Linked DNA regions of Mus musculus: regions 1 and 3 are each linked to region 2. Evidence: chromatin loops called from intact Hi-C (ENCODE). Cell type or tissue: gastrocnemius. All regions are shown on one strand. Each heading gives the region's core, and the rest is flanking DNA. Links, peaks and the distances in the headings are about the cores only. Region 1 overlaps Lrp1 (low density lipoprotein receptor-related protein 1). Region 2 overlaps Gm40805 (a long non-coding RNA gene). Region 3 overlaps Nemp1 (nuclear envelope integral membrane protein 1).

Region 1 (10,854 bases), core at 2,672-7,671, 370 kb after region 2:
TGCCACGAATCGAGGCTGCGTCCATGAGTGGGGCTGGCCGCCGAACCATCCACCGGGAGACAGGCTCTGGGGGCTGGCCCAACGGGCTCACCGTGGATTACCTGGAGAAGCGCATCCTCTGGATTGATGCTAGGTCAGCAGCATCCGGGCAGGGGAGGGACAGGACCAGCATGAAGAAAGATGAAGCCAAGAGGAGGATGGGGGGAGGGGAACTGACAGATGAGAAGGAGCAGGGTTGTAACCTGCAGTCATCCATCTACCCTCCGCTCTTCTCATACCCCGTGTCCTCTGCTGAGGGCTCTGCCTGCCCAGGGCAAAGAGAAGGTGCCTTTTCCTAACTCACCCTGGAGCTCCAAACGCCAACTGTAGCCCTGGGAAGGAAATCTAGAAGATTCCCTTGGGGAGGGCATAAGGCTAGGATCCCAACCCATGCAACCTTGCTTTCTCTCTTCAGTCCCAGGCAGGACTTGGGAAGGGGAGTTCCCTGGTGTGTTGAGTTGTGAGGATGAGGGAAGGTGGGCACCTGGCAGGGCACCTTGCTGAGACCCCCACTGACCCCTCCATTACACCCTCAGGTCAGATGCCATCTATTCAGCCCGGTATGACGGCTCCGGCCACATGGAGGTGCTTCGGGGACACGAGTTCCTGTCACACCCATTTGCCGTGACACTGTACGGTGGGGAGGTGTACTGGACCGACTGGCGAACAAATACACTGGCTAAGGCCAACAAGTGGACTGGCCACAACGTCACCGTGGTACAGAGGACCAACACCCAGCCCTTCGACCTGCAGGTGTATCACCCTTCCCGGCAGCCCATGGGTAAGGGGCCTTCAGGCGACTGAAGAGGAGCCACCAGCCCTTGGATGGGCGTGGGGGAGGTGCTGGGATAATGGGGTGTGAGGAGGGGATGAGACCTGGGTGAGAAGGGCCAGGGAGGGATCAACACATCCCAGGATGCTCTTGCTTCCTCTCTCTGGGCCAGCTCCAAACCCATGTGAGGCCAATGGCGGCCGGGGCCCCTGTTCCCATCTGTGCCTCATCAACTACAACCGGACCGTCTCCTGCGCCTGTCCCCACCTCATGAAGCTGCACAAGGACAACACCACCTGCTATGGTAGGAAGCCATCTCCTCCTCTAACAGTTACGGGTAAACTGAGGCTGAAGGAGAGGTCCCTGCTGTTAAGCAAAGGAATGACTGGAAGGAGGGGCTCTGAAAACTTGCTAGCGCTGGAGGAAAGAGCCACAACTGCCAAGATCTGACACAGTCTCTTCACAGTTCTCAACCTGTGGGTCTCGACCCCTTTGGGGGTATCAAGTGACCCTTTCACAGGGGTCACATACCAGATATCTTACTATTCATAAGTATAGCAAAACTACAGTTATGAAGTAGCAATGAAAATAATTTTATGGCTGGAGGCTACAGCATGAGGAAGGGTCACAGCGTTAGGAAGGCTGAGGACCATCATCGTAGCAAAAGGCCAACAGCACGCAGGGGGATTCAGGGGAGACACCTAACCTAGGTAGGTGAGAAACTTGAAGGCGAGGGACTGCCTTCAATGACTTTCCTGCGTCCCACAGAGTTTAAGAAGTTCCTGCTGTACGCACGTCAGATGGAGATCCGGGGCGTGGACCTGGATGCCCCGTACTACAATTATATCATCTCCTTCACGGTGCCTGATATCGACAATGTCACGGTGCTGGACTATGATGCCCGAGAGCAGCGAGTTTACTGGTCTGATGTGCGGACTCAAGCCATCAAAAGGGCATTTATCAACGGCACTGGCGTGGAGACCGTTGTCTCTGCAGGTTCTGGCCCTGCCCTCCACCCCAAGGCTCATACCAGTCACATCCCCTGTGGTCCTGATACTCCTTCTCCAAATCTTATCTCTAGCCTACTTCTTGACCCTCACTCCCCAGGTAGCACACTCTCCTCAGCCTATACCCTGCAAATACCAACCACGGACTCCCTATTTGTGCCCCCAGACTTGCCCAACGCCCACGGGCTGGCTGTGGACTGGGTCTCCCGAAATCTGTTTTGGACAAGTTACGACACCAACAAGAAGCAGATTAACGTGGCCCGGCTGGACGGCTCCTTCAAGAATGCGGTGGTGCAGGGCCTGGAGCAGCCCCACGGCCTGGTCGTCCACCCGCTTCGTGGGTCAGTCTGCAGCCCAGGGTTGGGGAGCACCTGTGTGAGGAGGGGAGGGGAGGACCCTTACCCAATTCTTGGTTCCTTTCCCAGCAAGCTCTACTGGACTGATGGGGACAACATCAGCATGGCCAACATGGATGGGAGCAACCACACTCTGCTCTTCAGTGGCCAGAAGGGCCCTGTGGGTATGCACTTGCCCTTCTTGCTCCTGCAGGCATCTAGCTCCATTAGGAGATGCTCCTAGTGTCTCTCTGGTGCCTTAGGCCTCTTCCAGCTTCCAGCTTGGTGCCTACTCTCACTATACCTTGTCCCAGAGCCACAAGGTTCAGGGAGGGCTCCATGGCTCTGACACCCACTCTTCTTCCAGGGTTGGCCATTGACTTCCCTGAGAGCAAACTCTACTGGATCAGCTCTGGGAACCACACAATCAACCGTTGCAATCTGGATGGGAGCGAGCTGGAGGTCATCGACACCATGCGGAGCCAGCTGGGCAAGGCCACTGCCCTGGCCATCATGGGTGAGGGCTCGGGTGGAAGGAGGGATGGAAGGAGAGCAGGCTAGGCACAGCTGAACAGGTGATGGGGGAGATCCTGAAGGCCACTTTCCACCCCCTGCAAGCCTAATGACTTCTGCAAGAGAGCTGGGGGGGCTAGAGAGATGGCTCAGTGGTTGAGAGCACTGACTGCTCTTCCAGAGGTCCTGAGTTCAATTCCCAGCAACCACATGGTGGCTCACAACCATCTGCAATTAGATCCGATGACCTCTTCTGGAGTGTCTGAAGACAGCAACAGTGTACTTACATATAATAAATAAATCTTAATTTAAAAAAAAAATCTATATTTAAAAGAAAAAGAGGACTAGGAAAGAGCCTTCCCAAGAGTCTTATTCCCTCCTGTTGCCCCAGGGGACAAGCTGTGGTGGGCAGATCAGGTGTCAGAGAAGATGGGCACGTGCAACAAAGCCGATGGCTCTGGGTCCGTGGTGCTGCGGAACAGTACCACGTTGGTTATGCACATGAAGGTGTATGACGAGAGCATCCAGCTAGGTATGCAGTGGGCGCACAATGTGGTGTGTGGAGGGGGTCTGCGGCGGGAGGGATGAGGGGTGGCAGAGAGACTGCAGGGCTGTGACCATGAGCAGCCTCCAGAACGGGGGGGGGGGGTGGTGAGGGCATAGAGGGAGGGCTTTTTACCTTACCCCCACTCGTGTGAAATGTAGACTCAGTCTGGCCAGAAGGTCCAGGGATCTAAGAAGACATGAGACCTAAGAATTGGGTTGGGTGTGACCCTGACAGGTCCAGGGTGAATCCAGTGACTGTTGTCCTCTCTGAGCAGCCCAAGCCTGTCCCCCACCAAGGCTCACCCTTTCTTTTCACTCCTGTGTCCTCCCGCAGAGCATGAGGGCACCAACCCCTGCAGTGTCAACAACGGAGACTGTTCCCAGCTCTGCCTGCCAACATCAGAGACGACTCGCTCCTGTATGTGTACAGCCGGTTACAGCCTCCGGAGCGGACAGCAGGCCTGTGAGGGTCAGTTCCCGGCATTTCCTCTCTGTCCAGCCTTGACCCCTTCTACCCTATTGCTACATTATGCGTTTGAGAAAGATGGTGTTCATCGTGTGTTACCAGGAGGCTTCTGGGCTAAATGCTTATCCAGTGCCCCTTTCTGGGTACTGCGGACAAAAGCTGGAGCCAGAAAGTGGGGCCAGCATAGTGAGAAGCCGGACCACAAAGCGCTAGTGACTGTTCAGGACCTGCAGTAGGTTTTGGTGAGATAGACACCGGCGGCTGACAGAGGCAGGCCAGCTTGGCAGAAGAGGCGTGCCCTGTGCTGTGCCCTGGGTTTATAGAGTGGGTAGAATCTGATGCTTGGTACCTTGAAGAGAGAAGTTGGTGGTACAATAGGGTGTGCTTAACATGCCCTGAGCCCTGACTTAAATCCCAGCTATGTGTGCACGCCTTGGAGACAGACACTCATGCTACATAAGAGGCAAGAAATAGGGCTGGTGAGATGGCTCAGTAGGTAAGAGCACCCGACTGCTCTTCCGAAGGTCCGGAGTTCAAATCCCAGCAACCACATGGTGGCTCACAACCATCTGTAACAAGATCTGACGCACTCTTCTGGAGTGTCTGAAGACAGCTGCAGTGTACTTACATATAATAAATAAATAAATCAAAAAAAAAAAAAAAAAAAAAAAAAAGAGGCAAGAAATATAGCTGAGAAGTCAAGTTCCAGGGCCGCTGAGCCCTGTCGAGGGCAGCGTGGGAAGACTGTGATAAGGCTTTGAGCTAGGGTGGGGACCTGCGGGTTCTCAGCCAGGAGTGCCTAGAAAGTGGTGTTTGGAGATTAACCCAGGGGCAGAAGGCTTGCAGAATGGAGGAGGGAGGAACCAAGGCAGTCAGACCAGTTAGGAGAGTATTAGGAGTGTGTGCGTGAGGAGGCAGGCCCGAGGCCTGGCTACTCAACTGGCTTGCAAGGAAGGGATGAGACATGGAGGCACTTCACAAGAGCCTGCTGGTTTACAAGCTTGCCCTTGGACAGCACTTTTCCCCAAAGTGCTCTGCCAGAAACCTCCTGCTTTGATGTGGGTGGGTGTTACAGAAAGGAACCCTGGGCCGAGCAACATGTAAACATTGTGTTTTTACTGTTTGGCTCCTCAGAACCCTGAGTACACTGAGCATATTTTGGGAGACTTTTAGTGTCTGCACGTGGTGGTGGTGGTGGTGGTGGTCGTCTCTTCTTCTTCTTCTTCTTCTTCTTCTTCTTCTTCTTCTTCTTCTTCTTCTTCTTCTTCTTCTTCTTCTTCTTCTTTTTCTCCTTCTCCTTCTCCTTCTCCTTTCTCCTTCTCCTTCTTCTTCTCCTCCTCCCCCCTCCTCCTCTTCCTCTTTTTCCTCTTCTTCCTCCTCCTCTTCCTCCTCTTCTTTCACAGAGTTTAAGCAACCAAGGCTTAATGGAGGGATTCACTGGGGCACACATTGTATTCAAGGGATGGGAGTCAGGGAGGATTCTGGGATGCATAGAGAGCAGTGCCTTCTCAAAAACAGGAAAACTGGAAAGAAGACTGACCCAGGGGCAAGCAGGATGTTGAGAACTTTATGTTGGGAAAGGATTTGGAACTGAGCAGAGGCAGGGCAATGAGAAAGTTAAGGTCAGACCAAGTGCCAAACTGGGAATCTAGATTTTGGAGTCTTGCTGCTCTGGTTGTCTGCTGCGACCTCCCCTGAGGCCCTTGGAAGGAAGACTGGGGCAGGGTGCTGAGAAAGAAATGTAAGTCTCTTTCTGCCCTCTTGTGGTGAATAGTGGTTCTGCAGGTGGTCTCCCAGAGCTGGGGCTCTCAGAAGCCAGTTAGGTTGCCATCTCCTGTCCAAGGTCCGGGCCTCACACATGGTGTGAGCGTTTAGAGGTTCAGGAGATGGGTAGAAGAAACTGCCAAAGGGGAAGCTGAGAAAAGCAGTTTGAGGGTGACAGGAACCTAGCTTTGTCAGCAAGGCTCATGCTTAAAGTGTTTTTGTGTTGCAGGTGTGGGCTCTTTTCTCCTGTACTCTGTACATGAGGGAATTCGGGGGATTCCACTAGATCCCAATGACAAGTCGGATGCCCTGGTCCCAGTGTCCGGAACTTCACTGGCTGTCGGAATCGACTTCCATGCCGGTGAGCTATTGTCCCGGGGATTAGTCAGCATGCCCCAGTAGTTTATGGGAGTGACACATTAAAGTCCTAGAAGGGCTGCCTGTACTGACTGTAGCAGCTGCCTCACTCCTTCCTGCTGCCTCCCCACTTCCAAGAAAGCACCCGGCACCCACAGCCCCCATTCGGTGCTATCCTGACCCTCCTCGTGATTTGACCCTTTGCCTTGCCTCTGCATTGAGGGGCATTCTCATGTCTGCCCCTCTGCTTCCAGAAAATGACACTATTTATTGGGTGGATATGGGCCTAAGCACCATCAGCAGGGCCAAGCGTGACCAGACATGGCGAGAGGATGTGGTGACCAACGGTATTGGCCGTGTGGAGGGCATCGCGGTGGACTGGATCGCAGGTGAAATGAATGGTAGAAGGAAAATAGGCTTTGGGGGAAAGGCACAGGCCATGGGGACGTAAAGTCTGAAGGTATGGGCAGAAGCCAATGGGAGCTACAGGGAAGATTTGGATGGAAGGGGACCAGGTACAAGGCTCCCTACCAATCTCCCTGAACCCCACCGACTGACTCCCTCCTCAGGCAACATATACTGGACGGACCAGGGCTTCGATGTCATCGAGGTTGCCCGGCTCAATGGCTCTTTTCGTTATGTGGTCATTTCCCAGGGTCTGGACAAGCCTCGGGCCATCACTGTCCACCCAGAGAAGGGGTAAGGAGCTAGGCAAGCTGGCTTAGATCTCTTGACCACAGTATAGTCTGACAAGGCCCAGCTTCTAAGTGGGATGGACTCTCACCCCCACTTCCATCCCTACCCACAGGTACTTGTTCTGGACCGAGTGGGGTCATTACCCACGTATTGAGCGGTCTCGCCTTGATGGCACAGAGAGAGTGGTGTTGGTTAATGTCAGCATCAGCTGGCCCAATGGCATCTCAGTAGACTATCAGGTACGGATACACCCTGGAGCTGATGAAGGCGATAACCCTAGTTCTGAGCCTTTCCCTATCAGTTTCCCTGTGGTAACCATCAGGGTTAGACGTGGACCAGGGAGGGTGGTGGCAGCCTTTAACCCATTTGTCACCGAGAATAGTAATCTGCCCTAAGACGATGGAGGGTGGTCATGCTGAAGTAGAGTATGAGAAAGCTGGGTGTGGTAGCATATGCTTAACACTCAAGAGGCTGAGACAGGAGGATTACTTCAAGTTTGAGGCCATCTTGGACTATTCAGTAAGATCTTACCTCAAAAATTTAAGATAAATACATAGATAGATAGATACATAGATACATAGATTGATAGATAGATAGATAGATAGATAGATAGATAGATAGATAGATAGATAGATACATGATAGATACATAATAGATATATGGTAGATGTATAAATAGGTAGATGATAGATTGATAGATGACAAATAGATAGGTGATAGATAAATAGATACATATATAGATGCATAGATGATAGATAGATAGATAGATAGATAGATAGATAGATAGATAGATTTTAGATAATAAACATAGGTGTAGGTAAATAGATATATACATAGATACATAGAGATACATAGATATACATAGATACATAGATAAGAAGCTAACATGATATTTGCCTAACATGCTTGGTCCTGGGACTAGTCTCTAATGCTGCAAATGAGGGCAGTAACAATAAATAAATTAAAAAGTATAGAGTGAGGGTGTGTGGTCCACACAGTAAGTGTGGTTACACATGGAGCCGATCCCTACTGGAAAGCAGGAGTTAGCCCCAAGGTGAGCTGGGTACATCTGTCCACAGGGCGGCAAGCTCTACTGGTGTGATGCTCGGATGGACAAGATCGAGCGCATCGACCTGGAAACGGGCGAGAACCGGGAGGTGGTCCTGTCCAGCAATAACATGGATATGTTCTCCGTGTCCGTGTTTGAGGACTTCATCTACTGGAGTGACAGGTGAGGGGGGCTGGGTCCTGCTTCTCCCATGGGTTTCTCCTTTCTGGCTTTTTAGTGACATACCCTACACACGGCTTTCCCTTCTCCAGAACTCACGCCAATGGCTCCATCAAGCGCGGCTGCAAAGACAATGCTACAGACTCCGTGCCTCTGAGGACAGGCATTGGTGTTCAGCTTAAAGACATCAAGGTCTTCAACAGGGACAGGCAGAAGGGTAAGGCTGGGCTCTGGGCCAGGCCAGAAAGGTGAACAAGGACAGCTGAACCTTGGAGGAAGAGGGACAAGGCAGGAAATCAGTCAGAGCCTCCAGGGCACTTTCCAGTGATTCACAAGAGCTGGGGGCAGGGAGTTAGGACTGAGCGGGATAGATCAAGATATTAGATACCATAGCTAAGCAGGGATCAGCTGAAATTTCCAACTGATCCGAGGACAGAGAGACCAAAGAGCCTCTCTTTATGCTATACACCATACTACCTTCTGATGCTCTACCTTCCGATGTTCTACCCTCCGATGCTCTCTGCCCCCAGGTACCAATGTGTGCGCGGTAGCCAACGGCGGGTGCCAGCAGCTCTGCTTGTATCGGGGTGGCGGACAGCGAGCCTGTGCCTGTGCCCACGGGATGCTGGCAGAAGACGGGGCCTCATGCCGAGAGTACGCTGGCTACCTGCTCTACTCAGAGCGGACCATCCTCAAGAGCATCCACCTGTCGGATGAGCGTAACCTCAACGCACCGGTGCAGCCCTTTGAAGACCCCGAGCACATGAAAAATGTCATCGCCCTGGCCTTTGACTACCGAGCAGGCACCTCCCCGGGGACCCCTAACCGCATCTTCTTCAGTGACATCCACTTTGGGAACATCCAGCAGATCAATGACGATGGCTCGGGCAGGACCACCATCGTGGAAAGTAAGCCAAGCCCGAGTCCTCCCAATAAACAGTGGGGCGATGGGGGACTGTCAGTGTGTGGACACACAGGCACCAACCAAACCCACATGCTGGGTGGGCCCCAAGGCAGGGTTTCCCATATCAGAAATACATTATAATTCATAACAACAGCAGCAAAATTACAGTTAGGAAGTAGCAACGGGAAAAATGTACAGTTAGGGTCACCACAGCGCGAGGAACTAACTGTATTAGAGGATTGAGGCACCAGGAAGGTTGAGGACCACTGACCTACGGGGCTGGCAGGATCCACTGCCATTGTGGTAACCTGCACATTGTCCTTTACATGGAGCCAGAAGGAGGCCTCTTCCTTCCTTGCACTGATTTCATTCCACACCAAGATATGCAAGCACAGGCAGCAGACACGGGCCCAGGTGCAACTCTCCCTGAGTGGGAGTCAGCAGATCCAGCGAGCTTCTTACCCTGAACTCAGGAGTCAGGGTCTCAGGGGTGTGCACATGAAAGCTGAGCCTGGCAGCCAGTGGCCCTGCCAGAGCTGTGAAAGCCACAGAGCTGTCACCAGAAAGAGTCTCAGCACTCAGCACTGCCTTTTACCACTTCAGGTTTTCCCTTTGCTGCTGCTGTTGCTGCTGCCGCTGCTGCCGCTTCCTCCTCCTCCTCCTCCTCCTCCTCCTCCCTCCTTCCTTCCTCCTCCTCTTCCTCCTTCTCCTCCTCCTCCTCCACCTCCTCCCTCCTTCCTTCTTCCTCCTCCTCCCTCCTTCCTTCCTCCTCCTCTTCTTCTTCTCCTCTTTCTTCTCCTTCTCCTCCTTGTTCTTCTTCTCCTCCTCCTCCTTTCTCCCTCTTGTTTTTCTTCTCCTCTTCCTCCTTCTCCTCCTCCTCCTCCACCTCCTCCCTCCTTCCTTCTTCCTCCTCCTCCCTCCTTCCTTCCTCCTCCTCTTCTTCTTCTCCTCTTTCTTCTCCTTCTCCTCCTTGTTCTTCTTCTCCTCCTCCTCCTTTCTCCCTCTTGTTTTTCTTCTCCTCCTCCTCATCTTCCTCTTCCTCCTCCTCCTCCTCCTCTCTCCAGCCCCACTTCTTCCCGGAGCGGAAGGCTTAAGATTTATTTATTTTATGTATATGAGTACAATGTCACTCTCTTCAGACACACCAAAAGAGGGCATCAGGTCTCATTCTGGATGGCTATGAGCCACCATGTGATTTCTGGGGATTGAACTCAGGACCTCTGGATGAGCAGTCAGTGCTCTTAACCGCTGAGCCATCTCATCCCCACCCCCTTCTTCTTTACTTCTTTACTTCTTTTTTTTTTTTTAAGATTTATTTATTTATTATACATAAGTACACTGTAGCTGTCTTCAGACACTCCAGAAGAGGGTGTCAGATCTCATTACGGATGGTTGTGAGCCACCATGTAGTTGCTGGGAATTGAACTCAGGACCTTCAGAATAGCAGTCAGTTATCTTAACCTCTGAGCCATCTCTCCAGCCCCACTCCTTTACTTTTTTAAGAAACATTTTGTAGCCACACATAACCTTGATTTGAACTTCTGATCCTCCTGCCTGCACAGCACTGGGGTCATCTGGGATTATAGGTGTGCGCCACTACCATACCCTTTTTTTTTATGTTGTGGTAGGACTTGAACCCAGAGCTTTGTGCATGCTAGGTAGGTGAGCACTGTGTTACCCAAGGTCTATTCCCATTCCTCCTTTGTTCCTCTCTTCATCCAGGAGGTCCATTCAGACCAGCCAGGTGCTGACTAGGTACTGCATAGAAAAGAATAGACCTGTCCCTCTGTCCTTCTGTCTCCTGGCACACTTTCTCTACGACATCCTGTCTGTGTCTAAAAATGGAGCGTCTGAGGGCTGGTGGAGCTCGTGCTCAGCATGTGCAGGACGTTGGGCCCAGCCCCAGCACCTAAACTGGATACTCTCAATCTCAGCTCCATCAGGAGAGACTGGGAGCCAGCCCCTCCTATCACGCTCTCTGTTGTCCGTCCTACAGTGTGCTCCGCCTCTGGCAGTCACATAGACACGCCCCAGGGAGCCCCGGAGCCTCCGCTGGCTGCTGCTCACAGCACTGTTCAGCTCTGTCTTTTTAGTTACATCTGCTTTATAAAACATTCCAGCTCAGCCCAGCGTGATGGCGCACGCCTTCAATCCCAGCACTTGGGAGGCAGAGGCAGGTGTATTTCTAAGTTTGAGGCCAGCCTGGTCTACAGAGTGAGTTCAGGACA
Region 2 (10,854 bases), core at 2,219-7,218:
GTTTCCTTCCTTCCTTCCTTCCTTCCTCCCTCCCTCCCTCCCTCCCTCCCTCCCTCCCTCCCTCCCTCCCTCCCTCTCTCCCTCCTTCTTTCCTTTTCTGTTTTTGTTTTTTCGAGACAGGGTTTCTCTGTGTAGCCCTGCATCTTGTTCTATAGACCAGGTTGACCTTGAACTTAGAGAGCCATCAGCCTCTGCCTCCTGAGTGCTGGGAGCAAAGGTGTGTGCCACCACCACCTGGCAAGCACCTGTTTCATAGCCAAACACCGAAATCTGTAATTGTGCCATATCTTTGCTGACCCTGACTTCTCATGCTTCATTCTTGGCCCTGATCTAGTCGGTTTTCTTCTTAGCTTTATACTGAAATTTGATTTATACAGTGATAATACTTGATTTTCTTAACCACAATACAGATATGATCTTATATCTCCTTTTTTATTTATCCTTTTATTTTTCTCTCTTTTTTTTCATTTTTTGTTTTATTGTATTTTTTTTTCTTTTGTGACAGGGTCCTACCATGTATCCTCCTGGCCTTGAACTTGTAACTTTTTTCATTTTATATTTTATGTGTGTGTGTGTGTGCACATGTGCATGTGTACATGTGTGATATGTGTGTGCCTATGTGTGTATGCACGTGTGTGTGCTTGCTTGCTCTTATTGTAGAGTGTTGTGTGTAGAGGTCAGAGGACAACGTGCAGGAGTCAGTTCTCTCCTTCCTTCCACCTTATGGGTTCCTGGAGATCAAACTCAGGCCCTTAGGCTTGATAGTTAATACCCTTAAGCTCAAAGGATGTGCACAGTAGGCAATCTCTCTGCCTCCAGCCTGAGTCCTGGCATAACAGGTATGTGCCACCTCACCTGGCTTAAGTTTGGATTTTGCAGACAGAAAATTACAGGAGCTACTCAAAATATTACTGGAAATACTTCTTTCAATAGGAGAGGTGACCATTCACATTTACTGTCCTCTTTGAGAGACATTTTTACCATACTTTGTTCTCCCTGTTAAATTATGTAATTTCTATCCGTCAACATTTTTTTTTTTGTTTAACACAATTATAAAATAGCCTCTTCTAGCTCATATATATTTTCCATGCTAGTATCATTTATCTTAAAAATAAACATTACTGCTTCACCATATCCATGTCAGAGCCCTTGCCTAGCATATGTGGTTCAGTCTCTAGCACAGGAAAAATATGTATATGGTGTGTGCATGAGTGCACATTATTGTATATGTGTATGTATGTGCTTGCATGCATGTATGTGTATATGTATGTATGTATATTTATTGTGTTCATGTGTGTGCACATGTGTGTATGTATGAATATATAGATGTATATATAGTGCACTTATGTGTGCACTTATGTGATATATATATATAATATATGCATATATATATATACATATACAGTGTGTGTGTGTGTACATATCTAGGTCTGTGGGTGGTGTCTGGGATTCACAGCAAGACTCTATAGGGGCAGGGGAAGAGCAAGCAAACAGAATAATTTGACTGAGGAGATGGCTTTCTCAGAGGACCAGAAATCAGTTCCTGAGCCCATGCCAGGCAGCTCACGACTGCCTGTAGTTACAGTTGTAACTGATGCCCTCATCCTCCTGGGTTACCTATAGTCACATGAGCACAGCCTCACACATCACACACATGCACACAATTAAGAAATAAAAGAAGTAAAAAATTGCTTGTTTATTGCTAGCGGGTTAATTGGGAGAATTGAAAAGATAAGAGAACAGCCCTGGGCTTTGGTGGAGGTAGAAGCTGTGGGAAGCAGCTCCAATTCTCCATCTTGAGGTTATTTGAATCTCCGTGCTTCCAAGGATACACACTCCCACCCCTCCCCCCCAGATCTCAGACCACCGAGGATAAGACACTGGCTGGAGGGTGCTGGAGCCCTAGGAGGTGGCAGCTGGCCAGGGGGGCTTCCCAGTGCAGAGAGAATGGCAACTCATAGCCAGGTCTGTTACTGGAGCCAATGCTGATACCAAAGTGGAAGGGTTTGCTCTCATGGCACCGACAGGGGTAGACTGCAAAAAGCTGTGAGGAAATTACCTCTGACTGCTGCAGGGTCTGACCAGGGAGACCTGGAAAGGCTGGGTGAGCTTTGCACAGTAGCCAAGCAAAGAAAGCATGCGCAGGCCAGAGAAAATGGCTTCGTAACCAACTTCATCCATTCCCTAACCCTAACCCTAACCCAAACCCTAAACTCTAAACCCTGACCCTGACCCTGACCCTGAGCCTAACCCTGACCCTGACCCTAACCCTGATCCTGACCCTGGCCCTGAGCCTGAGCCTGAGCCTGAGCCTGAGCCTGAGCCTGAGCCTGAGCCTGACTCTGCCTCCAGCCAATTCTCCTTCTGTTGAGCTTCCAGACTAGAGCAAAGTGATCCCTACCTCTGGGACAAGCCACAGGTTTCCACTGCACAATCAAAACCATTCTCATTCCTTTCTCATAATGAGAAGTGTTTATCAGTGGTGACAGTCACAGTCTCCCTCTCTGGAAAAGGGGTTTATAGTTGATAAAACAAACAAACAAACAAACAAACAGGCACTATCTCCAGGTCTCTGTGTACAGGGATCCGACTCATTATCCAGGTTCCAGAGGCAGATAGCGCTCCACTGGCTTCAATGGTGGTTTCATGTGATGGTGCTAGGTTTACTACATTTCTGCATATTCAGTCTAGAGACTGGATCGGTGTATCCGAAATCTGGCCCTCCTCCACAAGCATTGACTGACCTCACAGAGCTCTTTGAAGTTTGTCTGTGGTATTTAGGGACCCCAGGAAACCAACCATCCTGGTCTTTTGTTTTATACCAGTATGTGCCTGTCTGATTCGCCAGCAAAACAGATGCCACAATAGGATCCTTCTGCACACATTTATTGGGAGAGCTTGATTGCAGAGGCGAAAAGACCCCAAGCCCCAGAACTGGCGCTGCTTATATAGGCCTAGGAGAGGCATGTCTCACACCCGATTGGTTATGCTTTCAGTACCTCATTTACATGTCCACACCCGATTGGTCTATGCATCCAGTACCTCATTTACATGCCTCATTTACATATCTACACCCGATTGGTCATGCATTCAGCACCTCATTTACATACCTCGGTCCAGGCAGTGACTCGGCAAAAAAACTCTACTGCACATGCGCACATTGGTTGTTTACCCAAACTTATGGGTGATGGCCAGCGGTAGCCAGCGCCACCTTGTAATGGCATATGTGGCTTCCCACACCAGTCTGTCCAACTCTTCCTGACATTGGATGACATACTCCATCCTATGGCCTCAATCCATCTGTCCCTGCTAAACCTTGCCAGAATGCTGGTCTGCACCCTAGTGCCATGTCTTGGATCTAACGCTCGGCTCTCCCACCGATTTTACTATTCCTCTTCAAGTGAATGGTTTTCTGTTTATGCAATCTCTACTGGGTCAGCTCAGGATCAGAGCAGCAGATCCTGAGACCATCCCTCTAGTCACACAATAACAACCTTGCCCACATGCTTTCCCTGTTCCTACTTTCCACTCTGATGTTATACAAATGCTCAACTTCAACCTCTCCTGCAGCTGGGGTTTGCAGTGATTGACAGGAGGCATTAATTCTCTTTTTGAATTCTTCCTTGTGTTTTACTCCAGACAACTGGACTGTCCTACGATCCCCTGGCTCAGTGAAGTGAGGTTCTGTTCGTTATTACCGTCATATTGTCAGTGCAACCTCCTTATATTCTGCGAGGTTGCCTGCAACATCTTCCTTTCCCTTCCACTGAATGGCCACATTCCAACCTAGGAGCTTGTCCCTTAAGCTTTAATATATTCGACCTGGAAGATACCTGGATTTGGGAGAATAGACATTGTAAAGGCAGTAAGTGCTTTGCATGTGCGTGTGCATGTGTGTACGTCTGCTTTTGTCTGTCTATCTATGTCTCTCTGTATGTTCATGCTCACATGGGTATGGGTACATTAGCAAACGTGTGTGTGGAGGCCAGAGACCGATCTTGAGAGTTATCCTCAGGAACACTGTCCATCCATGTTAAGATGAGGTTCCTTTCTCTTTTGCCTGGGACTCACCAATGAGGTAGGACCGACTGGCCAGGAATCCCCCTGCCTCTGCTTTCCCAGCACTGAGATTACAAACATGTGCTACTGTGCCTAGTGCTTCTGTGTGGGTTTTGGGTTGAATTCATGTCCTTGAGTTTGTGAGGCAAGGGGCTTAATCGGTTGAGATATCTTCCTGGGCCAATGGATGCTTCTGGTTAAATTTTAGAAAATATTTTAAAAGATTTATTTAATTTTATTCTAGGTGTATGCAGGCAAACTATCCTCTCTGAGCCAAATTTGAGATTGCTGTGAGAAGGGGGTTGAGGGAAGAATCTTTAAAGGTGAAACCACAAGAAGACCTTCAATATCCATGAAAACAAGAAAAAAATTGGCCTGTCTGGCAAGTTAAGTAGTTAAGGTGACTCAAAACAATCTTTGGTATCTTTATAGAAGATTATGTATATATATAATATTAATATATAATATGTTATATGACATATAATACAGAATACATATAATATACACATACATATAATACATATAAACATATACACATAATAATATTAAATGCATGTAATACATATATACATACATAACATATAGCAACATATAACATACAATATACAATACATAATATAACACATAGCATATAACACATACATATTATATACAGTACATATAAGTATACATTTTATATTATATATTATACATTACCTATTACATACTGTATATTATTATTATATTTCATTTACTATGCATTATATATTATACATAATATGTATTATATATTACACGTGATATCATATATCATATAGCATGTTATACATGTCATATGTCATACATCATGTGCCATATATCATATATTATATAACTAGATATATCATAGCAAGTAGATAGTCACAGCTGTACATTTTTGGGTGGGGGTCACTGAGTCAGAGTTATGAGGAACTTATCTTTCAGGGATTTTCAGTCAGAGACAAAAGGCTAGTGGCTACCAAGATGGCTGCCTAGTATAAAATGGAGTTTCTTTAGCTTGCACAAACAATGCTCTACTCCTAGTCAAATATCCTTAGGGAGAGTTAAATTTAAAATAATATTTGGCCTTTGTACTTAGCTCCTCAAGGTCCATCCATGTGGTAGCATGTACCAATTCATTCTCTCTCTCTCTCTCTCTCTCTCTCTCTCTCTCTCTCTCTCTCTCTCTCTCTGTTTGCTTTTTGTTTTTGGTCCGTTTGTGTTTGTTCACGCAGTGCCTGAAGAGACCAGAAGAGGGCATCAGAGACCCTGGAATTGGAGTTGCAGACAATTTTTATTTTTTATTTTTTTATTTTTTCCTGCTATGTGGTTTCTGGGAACTGAACCCAGGTCCTCTGCAAGAGCATTGAAGGCTCCTAACTGCTGAGCCATCTCCAGCCCCTTCCTTTTAACTTTTTGAGGTCAAAGTGTTAGCAAAGGCAAGGAATTAGACTGTTCTAATTTCTGTTAATGTCACGAATTTACCCAGCTTCCATTTCCTCCAGGTCTTGGAGCTTATCCTAGGATACAATTATTTCTTTTCTGATTTGGTTCCCAGCATGATGGCGTTTTGTCCATGAAGAGCAATAAACAAAGCCAGGAAGTCACAGGGACACCCAAAACTAAGCAAATAAAAACAGTTATCAACTCCAGGGGAAACGAAACAGCTTGGAAATGATTGCATAATCCTTATGCTGTAACGCTTCATATCTCTCTGTTCAGTTTTAACCTTGATACTTTGGAAGGGGAGGAGTGGATCGCTGAAACAGATGAAGTCTCATAGTCCACAGGAAGAATCAATAGAAAATGAGACCCACATCAAAAACAAACCGCACAAATACATTGCTTGGAAATGTGGCAGTAAATTAAAATAGTGAGTTGGAAGGCGTCAAAGCATAGCCCGGTGTGGAGTGGGAAGTGGAGAGGGAAGGAAGTCGGTCTTGCTCGGGGCTGCCTCATTGTCTTTATAGAGCCACGACACATGCTTCTTGATTATGGAAACACATTCAGAGAATGTGCTAGTGGTTGTCATCCTTGTACTAAAGTCGTGGAGTGTATTATACAAACTTAGACGGTCATGACACAGTGACGTCTGAGGTGACGTCATCTTACGAACCGCGGCCTCTACGTGGTCCGCCATTGGTGGACCGCAGCACACACGCAGCAGTGTTTGCATGTCTGTGTGGCTTCATGGTGTCTGTAAAAACCACACTTCCAAACAGAATGAGAGAGAAGGGTCTCATCGTTTTCTAGAAGCAAACTTGTGCTGCAGCCCTTGAAGTCGTGGTTTGGGGAAAATGCCAGAAGTATAAAGCAGAAAAGAACAGCAAGTACCTCGCTCCCTGAAGATAATTGCTCGTAAGACTGCAGCTCAGAATGTTTCCTCCCAGTCCAGTACTTAACCCAGCTCATTTCTTTTGCAGCTCAAGATTCAATTGAACTCAATCAGCCCACGCTGGGCATTATGCCCAACTGCAGCGTTAGGTGCTCAGAACGAGACACGGTCCTGACCTTTCATTGTTACAGGTTAGATTTACCACAAAGAAGCAATAGCAACATTTGTTGATTGCCTTGAGACATCTTTGCATTAATTCTTAGAAACTACATTCATTTATTTGGGAGAATAGGGGTATCGTGGTGTGCATGTAGAGGCTTGTGGAAGTCAGATCTCTCCTTCCACCATGTGGGTTCAGGTAATTGAGTCAGATTGTCCAGCTTGGCTGCCAGTAGCAAGACTCTTTACACGATGAGCCATTTCTCCAGGCCACTTTCAATTCTTATTAACAAGCCGATATTGTATCCATTGAGCTTGCCCCGGTGACTCCAGAAGTAGTGGGAAACTCTGCCAAGGCCAGTAACATACTTTCCAAAAGAAATAGACACAGTCTAAATCAGTCATCTATTAAGTCTAATTCTTGGTATATATTTGCCACATGTGATTACAGGCCCTGACTTTGCGTGAGTTACCCTAGTCATGGCTTCAGAGTAAAGAAGGTAGAGGGCAGTGAAGTTGCCGGGTGACCACCAGATGACTGACTTCTTGCAATTTTATAATCCTAATAATAAAAGTTATAAGCTGAGCATAGTGGTACATTTCTGAGTTCCCATCACTTGGGAAAGGGATGCTGGAAGCTTGTTTGAAGTCAGACTGGGCTAAACAGAGGATCTTGTCTTTGAAGAACTGAAAAGAAGACTCAAATTATGTACGTTTTAGAGCTAATTGTTGTTTTCACAGGTAAATTCTCAGCTCCAGTGCCTGCTCGCCACCGTGTTCCCTTCCACGATGATCATGGACTCAACTCTCTGAAACCATAAGCAATTTCCCAATAAACTCTTTCTTCTGTAAGTTACCTTGGTCAAGGTGCCTCTTCAGAGCAAAAGGAATGCGCCTAAGACAGCTGGTAGGCAAACGGGCTTTAGTTGAGTTAGATCTTGGCTTTTTGAAACAGAGTTTCAATGTGTGGCCCAGGCTGGCCTTTCATTCACTCCATAGCCTAGGATATCCTCAAACTTGTGATCCTCTGCCTCTGCATTTAAAGTGCTGAAATTACATTTTATTTCCCATTTAAATGCTATTCTTTTTTTGTTTGCTTGTTTTTTTGTTTTTTGTTTGTTTGTTTGTTTGTTTTTTGAGACAGGGTTTCTCTGTGTAGCCCTGGCTGTCCCGAAACTCACTTTGTAGACCAGGCTGGCCTCAAACTCAGAAATCTGCCTGCCTCTGCCTCCCGAGTGCTGGGATTAAAGGCGTGCGCCACCACGCCCAGCTTAAATGCTATTTTTTCATTTCTTTCATCTTTGTGAACAAAAGGGTGACCCCAAGCCTGGTATCAAGACTGTGTTAGTTTGTTTTCTTTTTGTTTATTTGTTTGTTTTTTTGGTCAGCTTGACACAAGTTAGACAACAGTTGAGAAGAGGTAACCTCGCTTGAGAAAATGTCCCCGCAGGATTGGCCTGTAGGCAAGTCTGTGTGTTGGGGGGTATTTACTTGATTAATGATTGAAGTGGGAGAGCCACTGCGGGTGGTCCCCCTCCCGGACAGTCAGTCCTCCCTGGCTGTATAATAAAACACGCTGATCAAGCAAGCTTGAGTAGCAAGCCAATAAAATGTGTTCCTCCATGGCCTCTTGCTTCAGGTTTCTACCTTGAGTTCTTGTCCTGACCTCCCTTCATGACCTACTGTAAGGAATAAGATGAGATAAACCCTTTCCTCTCTGGGTGTTTTTTTTTTTTTTTCTTACAGAACGTCAACAGGGGAGTGGGGGGCTTGAGAGATGGCTCAGCAGTTAGGAGCATCGACTGCTCTTCCAGAGGTCCTGAGTTCAATTCCCAGCAACCACATGGTGGCTCGCAACCATCGTAATGGGCTCAGATGCCCTCTTCTGGTGTGTCTGAAGACAGCTATAGTGTATTCATATACATAAAATAAATAAATGATTCTTTACAAAAGAAAAGAAAAAAAGAAAAGAAAAAAAGCCAACTAGGACAAATAACCAGAAATATGCTAAATTAAAAAAGCTAGAACTACAGTTAAAAATGCCAAAACATCCTGAGTACCAGCTGGACCTGGATTGCTTATGACCCTGTCTTAAACAAAAAAAAACCAAACAGGGCGGGTGAGACGGCTTATCAGAAAAGGAACTTAAGAAGAAATATGATTCCAGGGAGTGTCCTCTGACCTCCACAGGCTTGCCATGGTGTAGATACGCTCACATATGTACACAGGAATAAGCGTATAAATAATGAACTGGAGAGATGGCTCAGTGGTTAGAGCACTTGCCACACAAACATTATGATCAGAGTTCAGATCTTGGCGTTCCCAGAATTCACAGAAATGCTGTGTGGGTGTCAAAGCCTGTGATTCAGGACTTGGAAGTTGGAAACAAGGGATCCCTGGGGCAAGATAGCAAGCTATACTAGCTGGTGTCAGCGAACTCTGATCCAAGATGTCACCCTCAGGTCTCCACAAGCCTGTCACACACACACACTACACATGAATATCGATACACCACATGGATGAATGCACACAACACGGAAAAAATGAAAATAAATAAAAACCTCTAAATTCCCATCTGCGTGAAAGCTGAACTGTAGTTAAATCTTTCCTTCCGCCAAAGTCTTCACTTAGAGAGGCCAAGCTTTTCCATCAAGGCCCCCATTGGCATACGGAAGGCCAAACAGTACGAAACCTAACCGGCAACATCCAATTCATGCCTCATCAGGGCAATATTTAAACACTGTCTTAATTTTTCTGCCGCTTTCCAATTGTATAATGGCAGCCAGTGTATAGGCCTAAGTTTTATAAAATAAATTTTTTCTTTTTGCCTTTACCCTGGAACTAGGACATTTTAAATTACAAAAATGTATTTGTAGAGTCACTGTTGGGTATTTTTGCAATTGTGAGCAATATCTCTAGATACAACAGCAAGTGATTGGGAGGCCTTATGCAAGAAGCTCCGAGGAGAGTCTGTTTGGAAAGTATCAAGATAATAAAGTCCATTCCATCAATCTTGTCAATTTAGCTACATTATTCTAACATCAGTCCTAACTTAGAGAGTTTGCAACTCTATACCTGAATTATGTTTTGATTTTACCTTAGATTACCATCTGGAAACAGTCCTTTCAAATCTACATTATCTTCCTCAATACAAAACAACTGAAGTTTGATTATGAAACTATAACTAGTCTTCAACCCTATCAGAGATCCAAGAATGAATTACATATTATCTGAATGTATAGGAAGCACAAAAACATAGCTTCCAAAACTTAACCAATTTGCAGAGACAGCTGGTACCTGGACAGTCCCCTATATTTCTTATAATGTTGGAGCAGCTGTCTTCAGCCTTCTGGCTCAGAACCATCTGACAGACCTTACATGAAGCAGGAATAATGGTTAGTATGGTTAATAAAGTCATAACAACTTTTTGGGAGTAGGGAACTCCACTGCTCAATTAGAAAACCACACAAGACAAATATCACACAAGAGAAATATCACACAAGAGAAATATCAGTAAATAAAAGAAATGTGGTTGATCCACTGACTAAGAAAATGCCAAGTAAAATAAGAAAGAATTTGCAATAACCAAGGGGCTGTTTGCTTCGTCAGCTCGAGTGTCCAGGCCTGGCAAGACCTCAAAGACCTGGCGTTCACACACTGTGGGCGGGGTTGCCCTCAGCTGCGAGTAGGGATAGCTGAGTGTCTCCAGGGGGCTGCAGCTGTGCTCCATCCTTAGCATATCCTTTGCTGTGAAAGTCTTTTGGTTTTGTAGTTGTTATTGATTTGGGACATGGTGTCATTACGCAGCCAGGCTGGCCCCAAGCTCAGGATTCTCCTTCATCCTCCCAGATGGTGAGATTACAGACATGCATGCACCATGATGCCCAGCTGCTGCTGCTGCTGCTTCTGCTTCTGCTTCTGCTTCTGCACTTGATCTTAGCCAAAAGGCCGAGAAGCGATGCTTCTGCTTCTGCTTCTGCTTCTGCTTCTGCTTCTGCTTCTGCTTCTTCTTCTTCTTCTTCTTCTTCTTCTTCTTCTTCTTCTTCTTCTTCTTCTTCTTCTTCTTCTTCTTCTTCTTCTTCTTCTTCTTCTTTTTTTCTTCTTCTTCTTCTTCTTCTTCTTCTTCTTCTTCTTCTTCTTCTTCTTCTTCTTCTTCTTCTTTTCTTCTTCTTCTTCTTCTTCTTCTTCTTCTTCTTCTTCTTCTTCTTCTTCTTCTTCTTCTTCTTCTTCTTCTTCTTCTTCTCCTCCTCCTCCTCCTCCTCCTCCTCCTCCTCCTCCTCCTCCTCCTCCTCCTCCTCCTCCTC
Region 3 (10,854 bases), core at 3,333-8,332, 240 kb after region 2:
CATGTATTAAGTATCAATGACACATATTTTATCTAAATAACACTAAGGCATTACCCACAGGCTATAACTTATCTAGTAGTTTCTTAGCCCTGTTATTTCAGGAACAGTCCCACAGACATGGAGAGTGGCCAGCTCAGGTTGTAACTGGCTCAAGGCTCACGCTGGGGACGATCTGCCATGGCAGTGCTGCCCACAAGTTCTAAGCAAATGAACTCGACATTTTTAAGTTAACACCAAGAGTGCAAAAAGGAAGCTGGGCTGGGTGGCTCAAGCCTGTAATCCCAGCACTCAGGAGGCTGAGACATGGCTATTGTGAGTTGTAGGCAAGCCTGGGTAATAAATAAATTGAATTCCAGGACAGCCTGGGCTACAGAGTGGTGCCCTATCTAAACAATACCTTGGGGAGATAAGAGCATGTCAAAGAAAAATGACACATGGAAGACACTTGTGGCCCAAAGCCCCATGTCTGAGTCTATGTGACCACTTCTGTCCCCGCTGAGGTTAAAGGGTATCCATATGCTTTGCTTATTCCCAGTGGGTTCTAGGGCCTGCCATGTATGGGTCCCCATTGTTGACAATGTCCAACTCAAGTGGTCCCCTTGCTTCAGCCTTCCAAGTTCAGGCGGACACTAATTACCATGCCTGACTTCCAAACCTCCTTTTCGAGGTAGTCACCATCTGGTCTCCAACAGCAACAGAATCCATAATCGAGTCACGAAGATGCCACTGGGTTAGCTCTGGGTTAGCTCAACTGCCTACGTTCCCCCAAAGAAATACTCTCTGCTATAAGACTACAAGCACAAACATTTAGACACACTTGTAAAGTGCAAGGCTACTCTGTGTGCTTCTCCCTTGGTTTCAGTGCCTGCCTAAGGGGAGAGCTCCGTACACCTGCCCCTGTCCTCTCAGCATGCAAATGCAGGCACCCATCTTGGACCCGAGTCCATGGGAATACTAGAAGGCATTATTTTCCTGTCTGCACACTTCAACTTGTACCACTCAGTCCACAAGAGCTGTGGGCACAGCTAAGGTCCATTTTAACTCTGGGATCCATCTCAGCATACCTTTCAACAATTATGTAACCCGTCCAAATTCTTCACGGGTATCAAGGCCTGGGGGAATTCTCTGGCCTATTTGGGTCCTTTTATTCACCAAACCTCAATCACCCAAGTAGGGTAGGCTAAAGAGAACACAACTGATTCACAGAGGGCTATGCCCTTGAATGGGCGGTCATATGGTAAAATGGAACAGTGGGACCCAAAGAGCCATCTCAGACAAAACCACCCTCTGCTGAGAAAACAAGAATGTGGGTGGGGAACTGGCTCTTTCTCATTTCAAGGTAACCAAGTTATCAAAGTTGCTAAACTTTTCCTGGCTTTGATCAGTATGTTCTCATAAGGAAAGGAAAACTGTAAAGTTGTATGCCGGCTGCCTCTTATGTTCCCATTAACGGGAGTCATGTTTTATGAACTCAGGTCAGACCCATTAGAAGCAATGCATTTCCAATACCATCAAGACCCCCACTCCTGGAACCAGCTTCTGGATCGATGATTGCTGGCACACAGCGCTCATGGCTCCAGTGTCCAGCTCACTCCACTTCTCCCTCGGTCCTTGATGAGCTCATTCTGAGGGATGAGACTGAGCTGACTCAAGCAGTGTCTGGGCACGCAGAGGCTCAGAAGCATCCAGCGGAGCCACCCAGGCAGGCAGGCAGGCAGGCAGGCCAAGGATACACAGCATACAAAAGAGGCACCGTCTGTCCTTCACTGTCTGAAGCAGCTCTCTCAGCATTCACTTCTCCAACTACCAGGCAGGGGTAAGAAAATGAGCTTGCTTTGCTCGCCCCAAATTCAAATACAGTTTTAAAAAAAATGGCCTTGAAAAGAAATCTGTCTTTCACAGTGAGTCAACCCACAGAAGAGCAAAGTCACTTACAGTGAATTCTCATTAAAATAAGAAGTCAAGAGCCTCCTCCCCTTTAGCAAGCTACCATCCGTAAGGAGTGATTTGGGGAAACAGGCATGAGGGTCTCCCAAGACCTACAAAAATTGTATAACTGAGTTTACAGTAAAATATACTAGGTATAAATTTCTGAAGGCTTTTGTTGTTAGTGGTGGGCTTTGTTTGGGGGGTGGCCAGCCTGCACCCCCAGGACAAGCACTTACTGCCTCTGAGGTGCATTCCCACCTCTTCAGGATCTTCAAGTTCTTTGAAAAGAGACAAATTTTACTGTATTTATAATTCACAAAGACAAAAAGGTTCCGTTACAAAGTTTCTTATACCCTGCAGCTCTAACCACAGCTCAGATACTGCTCATTTTTCTGTCACCTTCTACCAAGTGAGGTAGTTGTCACTTTAGGACAATTTAAGGCTATGGGGAACATTGGTTGAAATAACTAACTGGCCACCTGGAGAGGTGTCTCAGCTGACATTTTGGATGCTAGCAGTAAAGCCCAGGGTCTTCCAAAATTACATGTTAAAAGCGGGTCTGAAGAAGCCCTAAGAGCTTCCTGAAAATACCACCTTCCTCCTCGATGATCCTAAGACAATGAGTCTGATGCTGTATTCCTGAGTGAGCACCGACCTCCCTGGCTGAAGGAATTACACACATTACACACTTCCTCCAGTGCAGTGGTGAAGATCACAATGAAAGAACCAAGCAAACGGCAGAAACTTGAGAGTCTGTCCCTCGTAAATGATCCTGCCAGCTTCTAAGAGATCTGCAAAGGCAAGGGATTCGGAAGCTAACATCACTGCAGAGGCAGCGTCTCTACAGAAATGGAACTGTAAGTAAGTAGAGTAAACTCAGGGGATGTAGCTGATGCTAACAGCTGAATGGGCACCAGAGGCAGGCAGTACACCTGAAGGTCTGTTCTCTGCCGTGGAAAAGCGTGGCAGTTACAAAACTAAAATTGCATAGAAAGAAACTTAACAGATGGTTGTTTAGGGCTTATAAATGATAAGATCTGGGAGCATGCTGGTGGTTAGGAAGGCTGAATGAATAGAATGAGTACATAAAAAGAAGACAAGGAACAAGGAGATAAGGTTGATTTTGTTGTGGCGATAGCGACCCAATCAGGGCCTTGCATGCTGAACCAGTAAGCATTCTACCACTGAGCTATATGCCCAGCCCTGGAACAGTTTCCTGACTATAGTAACTCAGAAGGTATGTGATCTGACTAGGGGGGAGAAGGGTGTAAATAAGACTTCTCTGCCTAGCCATAATGTAGGAATCAAGGTAAGGGGAACATTTATATATAAGAAACAAGAAATTTGACATGCCAGCCAGTGGTAACATACTTTGGCAGAGGCAGAGGCAGAGGCAGAGGCAGAGGCAGAGGCAGAGGCATCTCTGTGAGTTCCAGGCCAATGTGCTCTCTAGAGCAAGTTCTACGACAGCAAGGGCTATGCAGAGAAAATGTGTCTCGAAAACCAAAACAGAAGAAAAAAAGAAGCTTGGTATACCAGCACAGGCTTAAAATTCTAGCAGTGTAAAGGCGAAGGTGAAAGGATCAACCTGAGGTACAGCAGCAGGCCCCAACCCAGAAGGAAAAGTCAAAACAGAAATACCAGATGCTCAGGGACTCTCAAGTCTGAGGTACACAGTAGGAGATATGGAAGAACCTCAGTGTTAGGAAGAAGGCAGCGGCAAATGAGACAAATTCTCAACTGTGCACACTCTACAGGAAAGGGGACACACCATTCCTGAGTGGGAAAAGTCAATGGTGAGAAACGGCAAGAAAAAAAGCCAATATCAAATATAATAAAAAGCTTAGGAAACCAAACCTACAGAAGGGCAGCAGACGTTCTCCTAAATGCAAGCAAACTAAAAATCAGACTGTGAGCATTCAAGGCTCAACAGCAGCAGCTCCAGGGGTTTCACAGGTAATAAATATCTGGGGTCAGTAGGGTTTGTACTCTGGAGCACTTATTGGGTAAAGAACATGACTTTCTTGCACTTAAAAAAATATATTTGTTTAAAAAACAAGATAGGTAACAATCTATTTTTTCTTCAATATTTAAATCATTCAGGATTATTATAAGGATCCAGTGAAATAGAGCAGACAGAAGTAAAAAATGGCTCAGACTTATAGATTCTCTTTAAAAGATGCAGCCTCCATTTGAATGCATTACTGCACTTAATACTCATTTTTAAGGGTCTGTCACAGTGACAGAGTTGCCAGAACTCAGCAAACTTTTAAACAGGAGCTAGACTGTTGTGGGCAAACAATGACTTCAGGAACCGCAAAGTGGGCCAAGTGCTCAAATGTCAGAAGCGAGCTGCCGCAGCCCTCAGTGCCTCCGCCACTCTTTCCTCGAAGAGGACCAGCCTGAGGTACACACCAAAAGTACTGCCAGAGGGTAACCCACTCAGCCCCTCATTCCAGCAGAACTCCTGCACCCGCTCCAGGCTCTTATAAAAGCCTGGGAGAATCACACAGCACTTACAATGTGGCCACACCAAGGTACCATGCCAGTCTATATGAAAACAACAGACTGCTATTTAAGTCAAGAAATTGTTCTGTGTGAAAGTGGGGTACTCTGAGCCCTCCTCTTCTGAGGACAGCTCCTCATCCTGGGTAAAGATGCTCCCTAATCCATACTCCTGTTCGTGAACAGAAACTTCATTTGGCGTGAGGTGGAAAGAACCTTCCACAAAGTCAGCAAATCTGCAAAAGAGAGGGATGTTTGTGAGGAAGCGCACGTCTGTCCTTCCTGAACGGCTTTCAAAATAAGAACAGACTAAAAGGCTCAGTGTGCCTGTAGTTCAAATTATACCGAATTTAACAAAGTCCTGCCCTTGCTTCGGCAGATGCATAGACTGAAGCAAGAACTAGGCACGAGGCAAGGCTGGGATCCCAGGCCAACATGCTGGGCACTCTCGTCCTGCTTGGCACTAACTACGCTGTCCTTGTCCTGGGTAGTTACGAAGTGCTAAGGTTCCCTGAGTCACCATAGACCTGATAAGAAGAGACTGAGCATTACAGTTCTCTGCACTTATGGCCCTATAAACTTTATGCTATCATGATTCCAAACTGAAACTTCACATACTCTTTGGTACAACTGCTCCCAACCAAAGGGGGGTGGGGGTGGGGGTGGGGACTCAGACATTAACGTCAAACACACAAGGGCCACACTTAAATACGGTACTGAAGTCTTCACAAGTTAGTGATATAACCCCAACAGTGAGGTAGCTGCCTGGGGAAACAAGAAATAGATTACTACTTTCTCTTGACTACTGCTCCTAGGTGAGCAATAATCAAAGGGCAAAATACAACACTGTTATCTGGAAGCATCATCTGTCAGACTTGAGGTCATTAACTACCCAGAAATACCTGGCTTATCAGAGTTTACCTTTTTGGAGACTGAATTCGAGATATGGTCTTCCAGGCAGAGCACTCCGGACTGTTACAAAATTCTCGGAGTTCCTGTAAAGCCTTTTGGGTCTCCACCTCTCCTTGTATCCGATACTCTTCTTCTGTCAGGAGGCGAGGGGGGACAGGCTTTCCTGATGCCTTACACATCCTTCTGTGCTCACCAAAATAACACCATGAGTCATTAATCAGTATCCACACCATCCTTATGTCCACTTGTCCCAGGAGACAACCACACTAAGATAAGACTCAGCATCGACAGTCATCACCCAGCTTTCTTCCACACACACCCTTCATTACAGTGTACTATCGTGCCAAACATGAGTGAAAAGCCAGAGTAGTCAAACTCACTTATTTTCAAATAAATGACAAATAATTTATTTTCCAATAAGTGGGAAAACAACAAAATGATGTTATAATGTTGTGGTTTGTGACCTCAGGTCCTCACTCTGAAGGTACTGTTTTGATTACCTGCAATGGAGCAGCCATGGCCATTTCAGAATCCAGGGCCACTCCATATTGACTTTTCCAAGAATACCATGCTATGAATTACATCTCAAATAAAATTAAGGTTTTAGAGCAACTTGACAGTCAGCGTGACATGATCTGAAACCTGAACTTGAGGCCTATGTACAAACCAAACACTGATATAATTTGCACCACCTAGTGGTAGCAGGAACACATGACACTTTACTGGTTGCTTTTATTATAAAAAAAGAAAAAAAGTATTATCTCAACAGAGAAAGGAACAAGGGTGGGAGCAGGTGACATCCCACTTACAGAGGTTCCCAAGGAAAAACTAAGCATCCTTTCGCTGCAAGTGCATCCCATACCCCACATGTCAACAGTCACCCTGCCTGCTAGTCACCTGTAGGTGCTGCACAGCCAGTGGATAGGGTATTCCAGGTTCTTAGTGCACAGTGCAATGACGATGAGAGCAAAGGCAACGTGCGGGATCTGGATACTGGAATACATGAGTCCCAGGCCCAGCAGCTGCAGCGTCCAGGTCAGCAGGTTAATGCTTCGTTCATTTTCCAGGGGCCCATATTTGTAGCACACTGCAAAACTCATGAATCCAACTGTGAGGATGTAGCCTGTGAGAAGAGGCATCATAAGACACTGGGTGGAGAACAGCACAAGCTCACCAGATGCATCTACTGGACCAGAAAATTAGACACATCTGCACTCAATTATTCACTTATTTTGAATTCTCGGAAAATATATTTTCCTCACCGTTCTTCATGTACATACATGTATCACTCACTGTTCTTCATGTACGCATATGTATTATTCTTATCCTTTTATCACAAATTTATTTACTCAAGTAACAAGGGGTTGAAGAGGTGGCTCATAGGTTAAGAGTGCTCAGTGCTCTTGAGAGGACCCACATTCATTCCCAGCATGCACTTGAGCATCTCATGACTACCTGTAACTCCAGCTCCGTGGATGATGCTACAGGCATTGCAGTCAAGTGCACACTCCCTCACACATAGAATTAAAAACTAAATCTTTGGTGGTGGTGGTTGGTGTTTTTTGAGACTGTTTCTTTGTGTAGCCCTGGCTGTCCTCAAACTCACAGAAATCCACCCATCATTGTCTCTCAAGTGCTGGAATGGTATGTACTACCACATTTGGGGGAGGGGGAGGGAGGAGGGGAGGGGAGGGGAGGGGAGGGGAGAGAGGGGAGAGAGGGGAGAGAGGGGAGAGGGGAGGGGAGGAGAGGAGAGGGGAGGGGAGAGAGGGGAGAGAGGGGAGAGAGGGGAGAGGGGAGGGGAGGAGAGGAGAGGAGAGAATATAATTTCTACAAGTTAATCAAATGCTATTAGCTACTGACTCCCTGTCAGCAAGGAGCATCTTCTCACAATCAAATCAACCAAGCAGCCTATAAACACGCACACAGGAAAGCTACACCAACAACACTTACTTAGAAGATAATGCCAGTAACTCCTCCATATCTCCTGTAAATTCTTAAAAACTAGCTGAATGAGGTACAGAGAGAAGGACCAGCCTCCTACCAGGATGACGTAAATGGGGCTTCTCTAGACAAAGCAGAGATGAAGGCAAAAGTTACAAGGCTTTTACATAAGAAGCAAAGGGACAGTTTTTTCTTTCAACTCAACCTACTCAAAATGCATAAAAACTTATCTCTTAAAAAGATGTGCTTTATACCTAAAAAGGTACAGTCTGCAAGGAACACCAAGATGATGAGATGCTAAACAACTGAAAAGCTAAACAAAGTGGCTTTCAGTTCCCACTGAGACATGATTTCAATAGAATTTGTATGTAATCAGGCTTCAGATATACCTTGCAAGTGCTTTTCAGAATTAAAGAACAGGACAGTCACTGACTCATCAGCCATCAACAACGCAAATGTTCCGTGCTCTAAAGACTACTCCAAAAGACAACCCAACCCTCCAGCTACCCAAGGTCACCCTCAACACTTAGGGATCTCACTACTTACCTTGGGCATAAACTTAGAGATCATAAAAATGACGATTAAGAGAGAGGCCACGATTCCCACACTCATCCCAGTGGAATAGTAGAAAATTTGACTCCTGCAAAGAAAATATTTTACTTGACTATGTAATGCCATAGGCCACACAACACACTGGTGAAATCACAAGTGCCCTAGCTAAAGTTTCAAGATTAGAGGAGATGCTGCCTGGTACTGAAGACTACAGAAATGTAGACTGACACAGCAGTTGATAGATTACAAAGGTCAGTCAGTGTCGATGAGGTCCTCTTTAAATCTCACACCTTTATCCATCTCTGTCCAAATCCACTGTCTGCTATAGACTCAGGGTATAGAAAATCAAGTTGAAACTGGACTCAAAATTCCTTCCTGTTAGGCAGCCTTCACAGAGCCAGCATGGGCTCCGCAGGATGCCAAAGGAGAGCTCTAGCACGTCTTACTCATGGACCCCATGTGCAGGATACTGACACACAGAAGAGCACACTTGCAGTAGTACAGTGAAGGCTGTTTTAGGAGTAACCAGCCACGCTAGGGCTGGATTTGATGCCCTTTCCACAGGAGAGAATTCTAATCTGCTGCTATTGACACCATCAAAAGCCCATGGCTGGGGAGTTTGTGGACCCACGTGGGAGAGCTGTTGCAGCACTTTTGCTAAATGGAACCAATGTGCCATCAAATCACCTTCTCTGGGATTCTTGTGCAGTGGTCAGTGATGACTGCAGAGATTCACGACTGGTCAAAAGTACCAAGAATAAATGACTTTTGAATGTCCAGCCAGAAATGGGGTATATGCATCATCCCCTCCAAGGCTCAGGGGTTCAAAAATGAAGGACTGAAAGGAGGAGGAAGCACGGTGTGAAGCCAGGCCTGACATACATGGGAAGGGTGGTGTGAACCATCACCCTTGTAGAAGCTCCAAGTCATCCACCACCTATGGCTTTTACAATCTCACCTCCTTCTCTACATAGATCCCTGAGCCTTGCCAGGGGGGTTCGATTCAGACAGCCCACCTAGGGATGACTGTTCTGTGTGGGTCTCTGTGTGAACTACCGTGTGCTTCAAGAAGCTTCTCTGTTGGGCACATAAACCACACTCCAGGGCAGGTTCACGCCGGAGTAGCTGGCCAATACAAAATGGATTTGGGGGAGGGGGCTGTTTGTTGGTTTTCTGTTTGTTTGTTTTGTTGTTGTTGTTCTTTGGGGGTTTTTTGTTATGTTGTTGGTGTTTACTCTCACTAGGAGTCATTTTACTGCTACAGTTTTTTTTAGCAGAGTTGAAGTAGGTTTCCCCATAGGACCTAGGACTTCACTGTCTCAGGTTCTTGACTGCTTCTGCAGTGTCAAGTAAGCATCTCCTCCCAGGGAGTGGCCTTTGTTAGTGCATGCCGCTTTTACCTATCATAGCTAGCACATTTCTAGAAGGAGGAAATGGACAAGAATTGATGCTTGATTCCTTGTATGTAAACAGCATGAAACTCATCAAGTGTACTTTGGTAGCAATTTCACTATATAAATATCTACAATAATATTACTGCTAACTTGAGTCAACTTTATAGTCCTAGGTAACTCATTAATACAATGGTGGAGCTGCCTAGTGAGAAAATGCATTAACCAACAATCCTATTCAAATCAGAGGGGAAAGTCATTTTATTTTTAATACATTCAAGCAGAGCCAGAGAGGTGGCTGAGCTGTTTTGAGTGCTTGTTGCTCTTCCAGAGGATCTGAGTTCTGTCCCAAGCACCCATGTTGGACAACTCACAACTCCTTAACTCAAGGCCCAGGGGGTCCAACGCCCTCTACTGGCCTCTGCAGGCAGCACATGCACAGGGACACACACACAGATCATACATAAACTTAAAAAACAGCTGGATATGATGGCATACACCTTTAATGCCATCACCTGGGAGGCAGAGGCAGATGGAGTTTGTAGCCAGTTTGGCCTACAGTACATTGAGACTCTGTCTCAAGCAAACAAACAAAATGACAAATATTTATTTATATTGTCCAAAATAATAAAAAATCTTAAAAATACCCCAGCAGGCCAACATGGATCCTGAGCAGAGAACAGCAGCACTTACAATTCCTATAACAAGAGTTCTGTCGAGTCTATACCTACCTGCTCAACAAGTCTCCACAAAAAAACAGTGTCAGTCCGAGGAGGAAAACAAGGAAGAGTTTGGGGTCAAATCCTGAAACAAATAAAACATTTGCTTAATAAAAGAATACATTAAAGGTATTATAAAAGATGACATTGTTGTTACTGGTCAACTATAAAGTAAAGCAAATAGCTCAACTAAATGGCAGCGTAGATATACCACACAAATCCTGGTACCCTTCAAAGAAAAACCATTAACAGGTTTCTGTCTAGTCTGTGCTTGCCCTATTTTGGCTTCTTCTACTGAGGATTTAGCTGCACACTATGCCATCACCACCTTATGCTGTGGCTCAGAAGGGGTCCCTGCCATTTGTGTCAGAGCCTTCAATCACTTGCAGGCAGGGACCTGAAACATGGACCTTGTGTCCTCCACATAGCATTTTACTTGTTCAACCATACCTACTTTGCTTCACTATAAAGCACTGTGCTGAAAAAAGTCTACCTGCTAAACATATAGCACTCGGGACCTGGAGGCCCAAGCAGACCCCTGGCGAGCCCTTAGTAGCTCGCCAGAGTATCCCATGGCTTTCATATTCAAATCCAAGTACAAGGAAGGCCTAGAAATGGACAGGAGGACACACCAAAGAGAGTCCCGCTCTCCATAGCCACAGAGCCAGCTACAGCACAGCTCGCTGGAGGGCACAATCTCTCTGCAGCAAAGCCTGCAGCCATGAGCCCTGAGTAGAAACGAAGGGGAAACCAAGTCAGGATTTGATGGGATCCACCTCCTCTAAAGCATTCTCAGTTGGCCTCAGATAAGAAAAAAAGTCCCCCAGGTCCAGTAAATAAGGCTTAGAGTGGTCTCAATCTTTTTTTTTTTTTTTATTTTACTTTTTTTGTTTTGTTTTGTT

What was found. A loop is a pair of places that touch in the nucleus more often than their neighbours do. Peaks named below come from ENCODE experiments on the same cell type or tissue, not always from the same donor. Only the 100,000 strongest peaks of a DNase experiment are listed, where the experiment ranks them.
Region 1: it touches region 2 in a loop (6-fold over the local background); 8 of 42 quality-filtered maps call a loop at or near these places.
Region 3: a loop joins it to region 2, with 8 times the contacts of the local background. A loop is called at or near these places in 16 of 42 quality-filtered maps.

Annotation. Positions count from the first base shown.
Region 1 is chr10:127,564,233-127,575,086 of GRCm38, reverse strand. It overlaps Lrp1 (low density lipoprotein receptor-related protein 1), which reads left to right. Exons shown (of 89, transcript NM_008512.2): 26 at 1-133; 27 at 576-820; 28 at 984-1,115; 29 at 1,580-1,807; 30 at 1,985-2,159; 31 at 2,244-2,338; 32 at 2,521-2,670; 33 at 3,058-3,198; 34 at 3,547-3,681; 35 at 5,672-5,803; 36 at 6,054-6,188; 37 at 6,369-6,498; 38 at 6,608-6,734; 39 at 7,574-7,725; 2 more. Among named protein-coding and RNA genes, the nearest start is that of Gm16217, 27 kb to the left of the region's middle. In gastrocnemius, for the core only: a CTCF peak has its summit at 5,454 (motif pointing left); a DNase peak (open chromatin) is centred at 5,438; H3K27ac peaks cover 775 bases.
Region 2 is chr10:127,932,089-127,942,942 of GRCm38, reverse strand. Gm40805 (a long non-coding RNA gene) reads left to right here. Exons shown (of 5, transcript XR_872186.1): 2 at 3,640-3,865; 3 at 4,304-4,459; 4 at 6,480-6,582; 5 at 7,292-7,402. Among named protein-coding and RNA genes, the nearest start is that of Gm40804, 12 kb to the right of the region's middle. In gastrocnemius, for the core only: a CTCF peak has its summit at 5,312 (motif pointing right); a DNase peak (open chromatin) is centred at 5,306; H3K4me3 peaks cover 415 bases; H3K27ac peaks cover 381 bases.
Region 3 is chr10:127,690,044-127,700,897 of GRCm38, reverse strand. It overlaps Nemp1 (nuclear envelope integral membrane protein 1), which reads right to left. Exons shown (of 9, transcript NM_001113211.1): 4 at 9,965-10,037; 5 at 7,837-7,930; 6 at 7,300-7,414; 7 at 6,244-6,469; 8 at 5,356-5,529; 9 at 1-4,670. The coding sequence ends at 4,505. Among named protein-coding and RNA genes, the nearest start is that of Myo1a, 9.8 kb to the left of the region's middle. In gastrocnemius, for the core only: a CTCF peak has its summit at 6,046 (motif pointing left); no DNase peak of the experiment used is centred there.